Regions from separate parts of the Homo sapiens genome. Here region 1 is linked to region 2. A link is a loop called in an ENCODE intact Hi-C map of the cell type or tissue named here. Cell type or tissue: endothelial cell of umbilical vein. All regions are shown on one strand.

Region 1 (2,500 bases), 160 kb before region 2:
TGGGCGGATCACCTGAGGTCAGGAGTTCGAGACCAGCCTGACCAACATGGAGAAACCCCGTCTCTACTAAAAAAAATTAAATTAGCCAGGCGTGGTGGCATATGCCTGTAATCTCAGCTACTCAGGAGGCTGAGGCAGGAGAATCACTTGAACCCAGGAGGCGGAGGTTGCAGTGAGCCGAGATCATGCCATTGCATTCCAGGCTGGGCAAGAAGAGCGAAACTCCATCTCAAAATAAATAAATAAATAAATAAATAAATAAATAAATAAATAAAGAGTTCCCCCTATGAGCTGCTAGAAGCTGGAATGCAGGGTCCAGGGCCGTCCCAAATTTGCAACCCTAGAGTCTTCAGCTGCAGGATCTTGGGCAAGTTACTTCCTCTCTCTATGCTTTGATCTCTCTCTCTCCATAAAATGTGGATCATGAAAAACAACCCTTTTAGGATTCTTTCCAAAGATCCAAGGAGATGTGTGTTAAGGGCATGGCACATAACAACTGCTCAGTGTTACTGGTGATTACTTCTATTGCAGAAGCAGGAAAACACAGTGGTAAAAACAAACAAACAAACAAACAAACAAACAAACATACACACACACTCTGGGATCACACTCCTGGGTCTGAATCCCAGCTCTACCACTCCGTAGCTGTGTGACCTTTGGACAGTTACTTAACCTCTCTGGGCATCGGTTTCCTCATAGGTAAAATGTGGATAATAACAGGTTGTTTTTTTTTGTGTGTGTGACAGAGTTTCACTCTTGGAGTGCAGTGGAGTGATCTCGACTCACTGCAACCTCCGCCTCCTGGGTTCAAGCGATTCTCCTACCTCAGCCAAGTAGCTGGGATTACAGGCACCTGCCACCATGCCTGGCTAATTTTTGTATTATTAGCAGAGACAGGGTTTCACCCTGTTGGTCAGGCTATTCTTGAACTCCTGACCTCAGGTGATCCACCTGCCTTGGCCTCACGACGTGCTGGGATTATAGGCGTGAGCCACTGCGCAGGGCAAGAGCTCTTATCTTATAGGCTCTTTAGAAGATTAAATGGGTTAATATTTGTAAAGGGCTCATAGTAAATGCTAGTTGTTATTCTCATCACAATTTACCTGGATTATTAGGCTGATGAGTGCAATGCAGTTGAACTGAAGTTTTACAAGGGCAGAAAGCAGGCCTGTCTTGTTGACCGATGTGTCATCAGGGCCTAGCACATAGTAGAACCTCAGTGAGCAATTTTGGAATGAATGAAGTATTTCCTTTTTACCTGCCAATATCCCCAAATGTAACAAAAACCATGACTACCATTTGCTGAGAATCTACCCTGGAGCAGGCCCCCTAGTGGGCATATTACACGGATCATCTCCTCGCATCCTCAAAACAACGCTGAGACAGGTGGCATCGTTCCATTTCACAGATAAGGAAACCGCAGGTCAGAGTGGCCCCGCAGCCTGTGAAGGGAAAAGCCAGAATTTTCGCCACGTCCACTGGGATTCCCAAATCCAAATGTTCAGCTACTTTCTGCCACCAGTGTTTCCTTCAACCTGCGATCCGCTCTCATGGATGTCACAGCCAATCACGTAGACCCCGAGAGCCCTCATGTTTGTATTTCTTTGCTTCTACCATATGTTCCCCCTGCTTCTTACTGAAGAATAGAAGCAGTTCAATGCCTCAGTTTCCCTACTCATAAAAGGAGGAAAACAACAGTGGTGTTCTCAGAATGGCCTTGAGGACGGCACAGGTGAATCACGCCTCAAACAGAGAGAGCCTCTGCAAATGGAATAGCCTCTCTACCACTTGCCTATGAATCCCCCCACCACCTTGACCCTCGGGCACACATCTTTAGATTTGCTGACCACCTTCTGAGCTGGGTCTCGCTCCTCTGCCCATTAGCTTTCTTTGCCCAAGCTGATTTATCTGTCATTTCTCCCCCTCCAGCCTCTATCACTGTGCGTACACACACACACACACACACACACACACACACACACACACCCCTCTTTCTCTCTCTTCTTGCAGCCTCTTCAGCCACTAAAATTAGCTCCATCTCTAGTCCACATCCCCAGCACGCCTGTCCTGGTTTCTCTGGGCTCCCAGCCACTTGCGATATTGTGTCTCAGATGCCACACGCTGCCTGCCTGATGTCACAGCCGCTTCCTAAAACAAGAGGTATTTTGAGATCTTGGAGGGGGTGGGAGCGGGGGGAAGGGAGGGATTTCACACATCTTCCTCCCGGGGTGTTTTTAAAAAACGCTGACACGAGAGATGTGTGCCCCCCTCACTGTGCCCCTCACTCCTATTTTTAGTTTCAAAGCGTCCAAAAAAAAAAAAAAAAAAAAGCTTCAGAGCCAATGAGACCTCTAAGGGCCCCAGTGGGTCAAATCTTGATTTAAAAAAAATTCCACTTCTGGGTCTATATCCAAAAGAATTGAAAGCAGGGACTCAGCTATTTGTACACACAGGTTTACAGCAGCATTATTTACAATAGCCAAAAGGTGGAAGCCAAGTG
Region 2 (2,500 bases):
ACTGCACTCCAGCCTGGACAACAGAGCAAGACTCCTGCTCAAAAAAATAAGTAAATAAAAAGAAGAAGAAGAGAAAGAGAGCTCTGATTTCTAAGTAGGTTCTTTTTTAAAGGTTAGGTTGCAGTTTAATTGTGATGTCTAAACAAAACAACCTGCTTTTCTTTCTTTTTTTTTTTTTTTTTCCAAGACAGGGTCTCACTCTGTCACCCAGGCTGGAGTGCAGTGGTGTGATCATCACTCACTGCAGCCTTGAACTCCTGGGCTCAAGCAATCCTCCCATCTCACCCTCCCGAGTAGCTGGGACTACAGTTGGGCACCACTACACCTGGCTAATTTTTTTTTTTTTTTTAATTACGTGAGCATTTTTCGTAGAGACGAGGTCTCCCTATGTTGCACAGGCTGACCTTGAATTCCGGGGCTCAATCGATCCTCCCACCTCAGCCTCCCAAAGTGCTGGGATTACAGGCGTGAGCCACCGTGCCCAGCCTCTTTTTTTTTTTTTTAACTGTGTAAACTGAGGCCTCAAAATGCTTAATGGCATACCCGCTACAGAAACAGAAAACTATTACCAAGTACTTACTATGTGGCTGCACTGTTCTAAATGCTTTCTATGTAATAATGCAGTGAACTTAATCTTTGTAAGAGCCCCAGAGATGGGTGCTATTGTTTTCCCCATTTGACAGAGAGGGAAACTGAGGCACCGAAAGGGAAAGGAACCCTCCTCCCCAGAATCAGTCAGCAAGTGGCAGAGTTGGGATTTGAACCCTGGCCGGGGCACTCAACCACACCCCAGATTGAAGCCAGGTAAGCCCCACACTTGACCTCAGGACCTGCTTGTAACCCATCAGACCTCAGGGAGCCCTGCAAAGCCCCGAGTCCGCCCCTGCCGCCCCAGTTGGTCTTTACCAAGCCCTTTGTGCATGAAAAAGCAATAGCCATATATGTAATGATTAGTTATCACATGATGGGAATTCAATTATTGATTTGGGGCTGACTTCCATTTCTCGGAACAGGCAGAAAGGAAGCGGCAGGGAGGTGGGTACTCCGGAGAGCGAGCTGAGCGCTCTGCTGCCCGGCGCCTGCCAGGCTGGGGAGCCATGGCGCCACCTGGTGGCCAGTCTTAGCAGCGGCGGGCGACAGTGGGTGAACGCAGGGGAGACCCGCGCAGGCTGCTTTTTGAGCACAGTGTGTGTCAGGCGCTGTTCCAGCTCAGGGGTCCAAAAACCTCTTCGATAAAGGACCTCAGATGAAATGCTTCCGGCTCTGAGGGCTAGACAGTCTCTGTCCCAGAGACAGCTCTGCCGTTGTAACACAAAAGGAGCCACAGACAACATCAGCACAAATAGAAAAGGCTGTGTTCCAATAAAACTTTATGGACACCAAATTTTGAACGGCATACAACTTTCACCTATCAAGAATTATCCTTCTTTTTATTATACGACAACAAAAATTAATGAACGGGTCGGGCGTGGTAGCTCACGCCTGTAATCCCAGCATTTTGGGAGGCCAAGGTAGGTGGATAACCTGAGGTCAGGAGTTCGAGACCAACCTGGCCAACATGGTAAATGAAACCCCGTCTCTACTAAAAAATACAAAAATTAGCTGGGCGTGGTGGCGCGCACCTGTAGTCCCAGCTACTCCGGAGGCTGAGGCAGGAGAATCGCTTGAACCCGGGAGGCTGAGGTTGCAGTGAGCCGAGATCTCGCCCCTGCACACCAGCCTGGGTGACACCAGACCGGCCCACGTGGAGCTCACAGAGCAAATATGGCAGCAACAAGGGAGAAAGCCGATGCGTAACACATATGAGCTGGTCGTGAGTGCTAGTGGGGAAAATTAAGCGGGGCAGGGAACCAACATAAGTAGGGGTTGCATTTTATTTTTTTTCAATTCTATTTATTTATTTAGAGATAGGATCTCTCTCTGTTGCCCAGGCTGGAGTGCAGTGGTGCAATCATAGCTCATTGCAACCTTCAACTCCCAGGCTCAAGCAGTCCTCCCACCTCAGCCTCCTGAGTAGCTGGGACTACAGGTACGCATCACCATGCCCAGCTAATTTTTGTAAAGATGGAATCTTGCCATGCTGTCCAGGATGGTCTCAAACTCCTGGGCTCACAGGATCCTCCTGCCTTGGCCTCCTGAGTAGCTAGGACTACAGGTCCCAGTACAGTCAACGAGGGAGGAAGCCCCATATGTAACACATAGGATCTGGTTATGAGTGCTAGTGGGGAAAATTAAGCGGGGCAGGGAATAAGCACGAGTAGGGCTGCATTTTATTTTATTTTTATCTTATTTATTTATTTATTTATTTATGAGACAGGGTCTCACTCTGTTGCCCAGGCTGGAGTGCGGTGGCACGATCATGGCTCACTGCAGCCTTGACCTCCCAGGATCAAAGGATCCTCCCACCTCAGCCTCCCAAGTAGCTGGGACCACAGGCGCACACCACCATGCCTGGCTAATATTTTTTTGTTTTTTGTGGAGATGCCTCACTATGTTGCCC

Evidence for each region. Hi-C counts contacts between places; a loop is a spot of excess contacts. Peaks named below come from ENCODE experiments on the same cell type or tissue, not always from the same donor. Only the 100,000 strongest peaks of a DNase experiment are listed, where the experiment ranks them.
Region 1: a loop joins it to region 2, with 12 times the contacts of the local background. A loop is called at or near these places in 4 of 110 quality-filtered maps.

Annotation. Positions count from the first base shown.
Region 1 is chr19:13,427,222-13,429,721 of GRCh38, forward strand. All of the region lies in intron 3 of CACNA1A (calcium voltage-gated channel subunit alpha1 A), which reads right to left. Among named protein-coding and RNA genes, the nearest start is that of CACNA1A, 78 kb to the right of the region's middle. In endothelial cell of umbilical vein, a CTCF peak has its summit at 1,358 (motif pointing left); no DNase peak of the experiment used is centred here; H3K27ac peaks cover 854 bases.
Region 2 is chr19:13,588,308-13,590,807 of GRCh38, forward strand. No RefSeq gene overlaps it. Among named protein-coding and RNA genes, the nearest start is that of CACNA1A, 83 kb to the left of the region's middle. RefSeq lists silencers at 1,018-1,127, 1,037-1,266. In endothelial cell of umbilical vein, a CTCF peak has its summit at 1,111 (motif pointing left); a DNase peak (open chromatin) is centred at 1,114.